2 separate regions of the Mus musculus genome follow, and region 2 is linked to region 1. Evidence: chromatin contacts called from ENCODE Hi-C or POLR2A ChIA-PET data. All regions are on one chromosome and are shown on one strand. The core of a region is the stretch at or near the end of the contact, and the rest is flanking DNA. Distances in the headings are between cores, read along the strand shown.

Evidence for each region. A loop is a pair of places that touch in the nucleus more often than their neighbours do. ChIA-PET counts read pairs that join two places held with the same protein, here RNA polymerase II (POLR2A).
Region 2: a loop to region 1 is called in a map of regulatory T cell, with 1.9 times the contacts of the local background. The contact joins two enhancer-like sites. A Hi-C loop is called at or near these places in 1 of 37 maps with a recorded cell type or tissue (regulatory T cell). POLR2A ChIA-PET finds 5 or more read pairs at or near these places in 2 of 5 experiments (Patski and embryonic stem cell).

What each region holds. Positions count from the first base shown.
Region 1 is chr2:30,679,035-30,683,943 of GRCm38, reverse strand. No RefSeq gene overlaps it. Among named protein-coding and RNA genes, the nearest start is that of Gm14486, 3.5 kb to the right of the region's middle. Within about 2 kb of position 2,288, at least 1 of the 3 ENCODE cell types and tissues checked has a DNase peak (open chromatin) inside an H3K27ac peak, as active enhancers do.
Region 2 is chr2:30,741,391-30,746,299 of GRCm38, reverse strand. No RefSeq gene overlaps it. Among named protein-coding and RNA genes, the nearest start is that of Gm39782, 20 kb to the right of the region's middle. Within about 2 kb of position 2,123, at least 2 of the 3 ENCODE cell types and tissues checked have a DNase peak (open chromatin) inside an H3K27ac peak, as active enhancers do.

The DNA of each region.
Region 1 (4,909 bases), core at 1,039-3,538:
TGGAGACCAGAGGTTGATATTGGCTGTCTTCCTAGTTGCTTGCCACATTTTGTACCACGTGTGCGGAGTGCCCACGAATGTCAGATGCACAGGAACTGGAGTTTCAGATGGTTGTGTAGCCACGTGGGTGCTGGGAACCAAACCCAGGTTCACTGTGAGAACAGCAAATGCTCTTAACTGCTGAGCCATCTCTCCAGCCCCACCACCTTATTTTTTGAGACATGGTCTCTCACTGAAGCTAGATCTTACTAATTGGCTAGACTGGCTGCCAGTTGGCCCTAAAGATCCTCTTCTCTAGCATCTGTCTCCCTAGTGCTGGGATCTCAGTGCTCCACCACACTGTCTGCTACTCCCAAGTGCTGGGATCTCAGTGCTCCACCACACCTGTCTTTTCACCTGGCTGCTGGGGATCTGAATCCATCACCCTATGCTTACACAAGGGGTATTTCACCTACTGAGCCATGTCTCTAGCCTTATCCATCACATGATCAACACTGTGACAAACTGAGTTCTCCTGGTGATCTGGGGAGACAGGGATGGATGGGGTGAGTCCTCCTACCCCCTCAGTTTTTAGATTAGTGCAACCCAGAGACTGGGGCCTCTGTGACTACACCCAGAACTTAGTGGCTTTCCTAAGGTTGGCAGGACACCTCATGCATCAGCTTACGAATACCTGTCGTGCGTCTGTGGTGTGAGGGGCATGGGAGCCCAGTGGTTTGGCCATAAGGCATCTTTGGGTTCAAGTCCTGACTCATCCACTTAATAGCTAAGAGGATCTTGGACAAGTCACACAGCCTTGATGAGAGCCACAGTGTCCCCAGGTATCAGGAATTTTACGGATAACTTGCTCATCTGCAGAAAACCCCAACCCCACCTATACTAGGCAGGCGGCTTGACACCTGTACCCAACAGGTGGCTCATGGTAACCCCCAAGTTTCCCTGACCATAAGGAAGAATGGACAACACCTAGCTTGCCAGGTGTTCCTTGCAGAACAGAGGGATGGACTGGAGGCTTCTGAATGCTAGAGAATGGAGCAAGGGTGTAAAAACACCCATTAAGAGGCTTGGATGCTGTCCCTCCCTGTTTAGGCTCCCCGCTCTGAGCAAAAGCAGAGTGGACTGCCCTCCCCACACACAGACTCTTGAAGCTGTTCTTCAGTTGACTGACTCCAGGGTATGTTCACTGGCTAAAGCACATCTTAAGGCTGTGGTGTTGGGGTGACTGGGGGCGGGGCTCAGCCTGCCACATGGAGATAGGACAGGCCTGGATAATTCTTTTTACAATAGATAGGAACAATGACCACCCTACTTGCCATCTGCCATCTTGGTTGCCAATAGCAACACCTCATCTCCCCCTCCCCTCCCAATCCATTCACGGGGCTCCTCCCCTTTGATTTGGGCTGGCCAGGAGCTGGTTGTGAACAGAGGATTTGGTGGCTGTGTCATGCACACCCTTAGCTCAGAGTTTCCACTTGGAGCTAACCGTATTGATAAGGTTTGCAGTGCTAGAGAGGAACCCAGGGCAGAAGGACACTGTACTGAGCTCTGTTCCAGTCCTTGGTGTTTCATGGTCTCATTCTTTAGTCCAGGCTATCCTCACGGGGGATCCTCTTTCCTGGCCTGGGATGACAGGCAGGTGACACCTAGACCCTGCAGCCTCAACAAGGGGTGTGATGACCGACCACACTAACCATGACATTTACTCAAGAGAGAGTGCTGACCAAACTGACTGAAAAGCCTGCTATGCTGGCTGAGCATGCCTTTGCCCTGTTGTTTTTCTTTAGTCTAGAATAATCTTTATTGACTATCCATGGGTGGCTTTGAAGAGTCTCTATGTATAGTTTAAAATTCACGGGTGGGCTTCTCCAACAATGCAATTCAGGGGACACAGATGAAGTTAAAATTAAAACCCTTATCTGCTCCAAGATCATGTCATGTGTTCTAAGCACAGATATGTCAGGAGTCTTACTAAAATGTCATTTGTCACTTGAATTTTGTAGACACAGTTCACTGCCAGAGGGGCCAGAACTGTGTCTGTCTATTTGTCAGAAGATGGCCCAACTCCAGGCCTGGCCCTGGTGTGGGCCAGTGAGCTGTCAGAGTGGCAGGTGGGACCTGCCCCAGCCGCTCCCAGCTGGAGGTCTCTCTGAACGCACCCCCCCCCCCCATGCTTGGGCCTCTGGACACTGGCTGCTGGGATTTCATTTAGTGCAGGGTGACCTTGAACCCTGTGTAGATGAGGATGAATTTGAACTCCTGATATCCTCTACCTTCATGTCCATCCCCAGTGCAGGCTTGACAGGCCAGGACCACTGCTTCCATGTCCTGTTTGCTCAGCATCGAGGAAGGAACCCGGGGCATTCTACGTGCTGGCAAGGGCTCAGTCCACTGAGCTGCATCCCTGGTCTCCTTTCATTGGTCAGTTATGAACACTAACTGTACTTTCAACCCCGAAAACCTAAAATTTCTGCATCTCTTTGGCTTGCAATCAGGCTTCCTCCTTAGAAGCCCATTCTCCCTCCCTTTCCCCCAGGGTCCTGCAGCCTAATCCTTGGATAGCTGCTAAATAAAAGCCAGCCCTCCCACCTCCAGCCCAGCCTCACAGGAACACTTACTTCCCAGTGTGTGTGTGTGTGTGGGGGGGGGGGGGCTTAAGATCAAAGGCCAGCACATCTGTGACCAGATGTGTCAGCATTCCTTTTCCTCCATCTCTAATGCTAAAGCCACAGAGGACCATCAGTTTTGCAGGCTCTCCTTCTTCCCTGTCTCCTTGCCTCCCTCCTCCCTCCCTTCCTTCAAAGATGCTGTCTCAAGTAGCCTAAGGCAGTTGGGAATTTGTTGATTGTCTCAGGGTGTCTACCAGACCCTCTTGCGCATCTCTCAAGTGTTGAGATAATAGTGTCCTCCACCACTCTAGTTTCCGTGGTACTGGGAACTGAACCCAGGCCTTCAAGCATGCTAGACAAGTACTTTATCAACTGAGCCACATGTCCAGCCCTGTTTTGTTTTGTTTGAGAGAAAAGATCTCATTTAGCCCAGGCTAGCCTTGAATTATGTAGTCAGAGAAGACCTTGAACTTTTGTTCTTCCTGTTTCCACCTTCCCAGTGCTAGGATGACAAACATGCACCATCATACCCTGGTTTGTTTGTTTGTTTGTTTTGGTTTTGTTTTGTTTTTCAGCTTTGAAATACACACACACACACACACACACACACACACACACACACACTTTTAATGTAATGTTCATTGGTGTATGGCCTTTGTGTGAGTGTGTAAGAAGTCCCAGACCTGGAGTTACAGACAAGTGTAAGCTGTCAGGGTGTTGAGAATTGAACCAGAGTCCTCTGGAGGAGTAGCCAATGCTCTCAACTTGAGTCATATCTCCAACCTCAGCTTTGAACTCTCATAGCCAGGAGTTTTACAGAAACTGTAACCTGTGTAACAGGCTACCAAACCAAGTTTCAGGCCTTCAGTACCTGTCTCCTTGTCGTCTATTGCTTGTCCCCTAGAACCCATGACACATACTTGTTGTAGTGGCCTACTATTTCTAAATTCCAGTTTCTGCATTGGTCAGCTTATGCTATGTTATGCCACATAACAAACCCCCTCCTAACTAAGAGTAGATTCCTATGATCAAAGTCTGTTAACACCTCAGATTTAGTACTATCTGTACTTTGGTCATTGGTCTGCTCCACACACATAGTCTCTTTTTAGGAATCCAGTCAGTCCTTCATAGACCATATTCCTCAGAGAAAAGACCCAGCTGGTGTCAAATTGTGCTGAGCTTTTAAAGCCTCCATCATGCACCAGCATGCTCCTGCCTCTGGTTATGTTCCATTTTGTTACATGAGCACACACCAGCTACTCCTGAGCTCATTCTTGTGTGTGTGTGCTGTTTGCCTAATATGTTTAGCATTATAACTTTGTCATTCTTATCTTACAAGGTAACTAAGGCCCAGAGAAGTTAGAAAGATGTATTGATAGGTATGCTGAAAAATCACAGTGTCCTCTGGGGGCAGAGGACAGACACACAGAGTTATGTGGTGGTTTAAATGAGAAATGTTCCTTGTAGCCTCATGTATTTGAACACTTGTCCTCTTGTTGGTGATGCTGTTTGGGGAACTTAAGGAATCTTTAGGAGTAGAAACTTACTGGAGGAAATGTATCACTGGGGGCATGGCTTCAGAGTTTATAGTTCCCCTTTACTCCCAATACTTCCTGTGTGCAACTGAGATGTGATCTCTCTACTTCCTGCTCTTACCATCATGCCTTCCTAGACATTGTGGTTATCTACCTCTTTGGAACCAGAAGCTAAAACAAACTCTTCCTTAAGCTGCCTTCGATTATAGTATTTTATCACAGCAAAAGAAAAGCAACTACTACAAGTGTGGATGCCACACTCAAATAGAGTATACACATGCATATGCACATACATTTATGTACACACATGTGCACATGACTATACGAGCAGGTGTGCATACACATGGACACTCATATATAACTACAAATGTTCACACAAGCACACAGAGGAACACACATGTACCACAGTCTCTTTACTGAGGAGGCTCCCTGGGACTTAGCAGTGTGTTGGAGAGCCTGCTGTAGGCTTTGCTTGGATTCCTTGTGAGTCCTCAGAACTCCTGCCTAGTGTGGTAGGTGCTGCCAATATCCACATATATAGACTGGCAAACTGAAGCTACAAGGAGCTGGCTCCCAAGTAAAGCAGGAACTTAAAGCTTGGGGCTTCCTGCCTACTTCCTCTATGGGCCCAAGACCCTGAGGGACACTTCCTGCCCTGTAAAAGAAAAGCAGGGCAAAGGGCATAGGGCCAAATTGGTAAGGAAAGAGGGCCATTTGGGGTGTTTTGCTCTGCCAGGGACTGGGCATGCCCAAACACTGGAGGTCTCA
Region 2 (4,909 bases), core at 874-3,373, 63 kb before region 1:
TCCTGTCTCTGCTGAGGAGGAGACAGAAGTGTGGGTGGCCACCTTGGACTGTGGGGGAAAGGCCCACACCACAGGTATCCAGATGAAACAAAACACCAGGAGCTTGTGTTCCTGACACATCACTCACAGCTTCAACTGGCACTGAGGAAGAAAGAACATCCCATATGTTTATTCAGGATGTCTGGCAGCAGCTAAACCTGGACCCTGATATAACGCAGTTGCTAATATTCTCTACATAATTATCCGTTCACTGTGATCTTAATGCCTTGTCCTTTTGTGGCTTTTGTTTCTTCTTAGATGAGTATTTCTTGGGAGTTTCCGCAAGAAGACTTCATGCATAAGAAATTGACTTTTGTGTGTCAGTGGTAGTTTAGCTGGGTATGTTACTAGGCCATGATGGTTTATTTTTCTTGGCATGCTAAGGGAGTATGATTTTCTTGCCTCTTTGAGATAAACAGAACCCTACCCTGCATTTATTCTTCATTTTTTTTGTTTTGTTTTTGTTTTGTTTTGTTTTCGAGACAGGGTTTTTCTGTGTAGCTCTGGCTGTCCTGGAACTCACTCTGTAGACCAGGCTGGCCTCGAACTCAGAAATCCACCTTCCTCTGCCTCCTAAGTGCTGGGATTAAAGGCATGCAACACCACTGGCCAGCTTATCCATTTTTTTCTTAGTGTTTTCTTCCTCATGATTACTGATAAGATTTTATATTTGATATTCTGAGTTATGACACATCTCAGAGCTTCTTTTTTTCTTCTTTTTTGTTTTAATTAAAAAATTATTATTTTATGTGTATGAGTGTTTTGGTTGCATGTATGTCTCTGTGCTGATTTTGTGCCTGGTGCCTGAGGAAGCCAGAAGAAGGTGTTGGATCCTTTGGAACTGGAGATATAGATATTTTTTGTCACCATGTGGGTGCTGAGAATTAAACTTGAGTCCTCTGGAAGAGCTGACAGTCTGTCTGTCTGTCTATCTCTCTCTGGGGGTGTTGTTTCGTATAAGAGAGAGTAGGTATGTGGTATATGCACATGTGTGCACAGGTACAGGACATGGAGTATCTCACTCTGTCTATCATTCTTTGTTTTATTCTCTTGAGACAGGATCTCTCACTGAGACTGGAGCTAGGCTGGCTTACAGCCAGCTCCATTGAAGCCGTGAGTTCAAGTTCCAGCTACTCACATCAGGAGGCTCACAACCATCTGCATATCTGTCTCTAGGGCATCTGGTACCTCTTCTGGATTCCATGGGTATCTGCACACACATGTGCACACGAGCACACACACACACACACACACACACACACATACACACACAAATAAATAAATAAATAAATCTTCATAGTAATAACATACACTGCACTCTAGGGGCTGGAGAGGTGACTAGAGTGGGTGGGTGGGGGTGTAAAGCTTGGGATGTCAGCAAGAGAACCTGAGTTAGGATCCCAGCACCCATGTAGAAGCCAGACACAAACTGTTATTGACTGTTATGTCTTCAGCTGTTTTAACTCTGTCTATCTATGATCTATCCAACTGTCTGTCTATCGTGTCTAACTTTGCAGCTCTAGGAATCCTAGTGATAGGCGAGCTCTGATCACTGAGGTCTGCTCCCTATCCACCCAAACCTCTTCTCTGGTCTCCAGCTCTTGGCTGTACCACTTAGGTTCCTGGAGCAGTCTTTGGGTGGTTTTGCAGCTGGGTCCCAGGTATGGCCATCTTTGTTTTGCAATCTTCCCTTTGTGAGTTCACTTGTGGGGGAGGAGGTATCTCTGGGAACCCCCGAGTAAGGCCAAGGTTTCAGTTTTCTGAGTCTGTGCACTGTTTATGCCCAGAGTCTAACGATCCTTTTGTGTGTTAAATTCTTCCTTTGGGCATCTCCAGGGCAGTGTGAGGAGTAGAGTCTAAATTTAAAATCTAAACCCCTGGGGGCCAAGACTTTCCAAGTCTCCAGGGCAGTTTTGTTTCTTCAGACCTTGGCAGTGGCCCCCAAACTAAGGCTTCCGGGTGCCTGCTCTGACTGTGTGGCTCTGCAGGTCTAGCTCTGAGTGGGCGTCACTTGCCACCTTTCTAGTCCCCACAGGGACTTGTAAACTCCAGTCCCCAAGCCAGCGCGGCCAGCGGCTGGCCCAGGCCCTCCCCCGCTGCAGCGATGCCGGCTCTGCATTCCTGCCTGGCTTTCAGCTTCTTTGTGGAGATCCCTAGGGAGTTCCCGGCCTTTCTCGCAAGCTCAGCCATGCATTTAAAAGGGTGTTTGTTATATTTTCCCGGCTACCGTTCCCAACCAGCACTTGTAGCGAAGGGGTTTTCTAAGCCATTGCCAGAGATGGAAGCCCTGTTTTTTTGTTTTTGTTGTTGTTAAAAACAAAAAAACAAAAAAAACCCCTCAGTATCTTTGTATCTCTGTATTTCCCAGCCCAGAGGACCCAGAGAAGCCCTGTGCATTTGGAGGAAACAGACCTGAACTTCTTGTTTTTAACCTACTTGGTAGTTTAGCCAGAGTCCTGGAGCAGCCCTGGCTCTGAGGACTTGTCTGGGATGGAGCCCTGGGCCACACTCATGCTGGGCATGGCCCAGGGTACCAGCTGTGATACACCCCAGCGACAGCTACCATTTCTGTACCTACATCTGTGTCCTCTCCCTCTCCCTGTCCCTCCCCCTTCCCCCTCTTCCTCTCCCTCTTTGAGACAAGGTCTCACTGTGCAATCCTGGCTGACCTGAAACATGCTATGTAAGCTCTGTAGACCAGATGACCAAAACTCAAAAAGGTTTGCCTGCCTCTGCCTCCCCAGTGCTAGGGTTAAAGGTGTAACATTTCTTTATGTGTGCCCAGGCCACGGGGAGTATGTGGAGGCCAGAGGACAATCTGTGGGTGTTGTTTCTGTTGGGGAGAACCACCCACATTCCAGAACCGCATGCTCTCCCAGGCCACTTTCAGTGACTCAGCGCCAGTGGCCACACCATCATCAGCTGCCAAATGTGACACATTTCCACTGTCCCACAGCATTCTCCCTGTGTGCCTGTGCTGTAACCTTCATAAGGCCCTTGCTTTCATGGCCTGTCCCTTGTCATTGCCATTCAGGGGCAGCCCCCCCCAATAAATCTCTCCAATGAGGGCTGGTGCATGGTTGGATTTTTCTGAATTCCTTGGCCCTCTGATCGCCACAAAAACCCTTACATTGGTGCCTGGGACTTGGATAGGGATCTCCTGGACCCCACCTTGAGCTCTGTGAGTGTGTGTGTGTGTGTGTGTGTGTGTGTGTGTGTGTGTGTGAGAGAGAGAGAGAGAGAGAGAGAGCTGCCCTGGATGCTATCCCTTTTCTGCAGTCCATCTGCAATAGATCCACCTTCGATAGCTCACCTATCGCTGGGCAACCCATCCACCTATGGTAATTGCTAAGTTTCCTCTTTGGTCCTACAAACACTTGCTTACCTGAATCCAAGGGCAAGACTATTGAGCATGTAGCATCCCTCTGGTGTTTGTGGAGGCGGAAGTCCCCCTAACCATGATCTCTAAGGCTACGGTTGGCCCTTTCTCTTGGGAAAGCTTTCACATTTAACTTGGTTTTCTCCTTTATGCTTCACGTAAAAGCCCTGTCTCCCCAGATGCCAGTCCTGACCTTCAAGCATGCAGTGAAGACCCAGGGAATAGCATGGGCCTTCCTGTCCCCTACTCAGTCCTAGGAATGCCCTAGACTTCAGGCTTAGGCCCTTCCTCTCTTCCTCGCTCATGGGAATTGCATCATCCATATGTTCGGGCTCACCCATGGGATTCCTCTTAGATAGCCTCCAGCCTCTCCACCTAGCTCCTGACTTGAGGGCCTCTAGACTTACCCACCTTTGCAGTTGAATCTGGCCTCAATATCCCTTAGATAATTAATCAAAAGGGCTGCCGACAGGTACCCTAGATATCAATATTACTTGGGACCTTTACAAGTCTTGCCAGCACTCAGGGAAATGGAGAGAGGTTCCCCACAGCCAACGTTTCTCTTTGTTTTGTTTTTACATTTCTCTTATCTTCACTCCAAGTCTCCCTTCTGGTCTTCCTGTTCCTCTGTTCAGCTCCTTCTAGCCGTGAAGTCTGAACAAGATGATCTACCACGACCCTTGATCCAGCTAATGAGTCCCCCTTCCCATATCAGCCTCGACTCTCAGCTCCTTCTCTTCCTCTCACTCCTTCCATCCCCACTTCTTCTCCTCCAGCAACAGGCTGCTCTAACTAGCCCACCCCACACCCACTTGCACAGCAGCCTTCCAAGGCCTGTGTGTCCCTTAGCTGCTCCCTCCCAACTCTGCCTCGGGTCTCTCTTGGCAGGGGATTGTCAGCGTGGATGGTCAAGGTGCATGACCCCTTTCTATCATGTGAACTCTCTCAAGTAGAAAACAAAAACAATCAGAAAACTGGAGTCTTATACCTCTAGCTCCTCTATTCTATTAAAGAATTCCAATATATTACTCAACTCTATAGTCTGACTTTCCACGACATATATATGACTCTAGTAACCTGCTTCCTAAAGTTTGGGAGCAGGCTAAAACACAAAATCCACCAAGCACACCTGGCCAGGGGTGAGGTGGTCCCCCACCAAGCAGCTGGCTGACAACCTCTCTGACAGACAGACCATCTAGGAGCCCCAGTGGAACCACAATCCTCCAGGTGGCATTCCAGCTAGAGATCAATGTACAACTTGCCTCTTGGCCAATCTCCATAAGCCCTCAAGCCAGAAAACTAAGAGAAACACCAGAGAGTCATCCAAGATGAACATGAAAATTAATCTCGGTCTCTAGACAGCCTCACAAAGGCTCTCTTACACTATACCAATCTAAACCCTGAAAACCCAGTGGGTGAACAACTCCTTATGATCTGCTTCTTTTCCCAGACTTTCCCCCAACATTAGGGCTAAGCTTAAACACTTGGAGA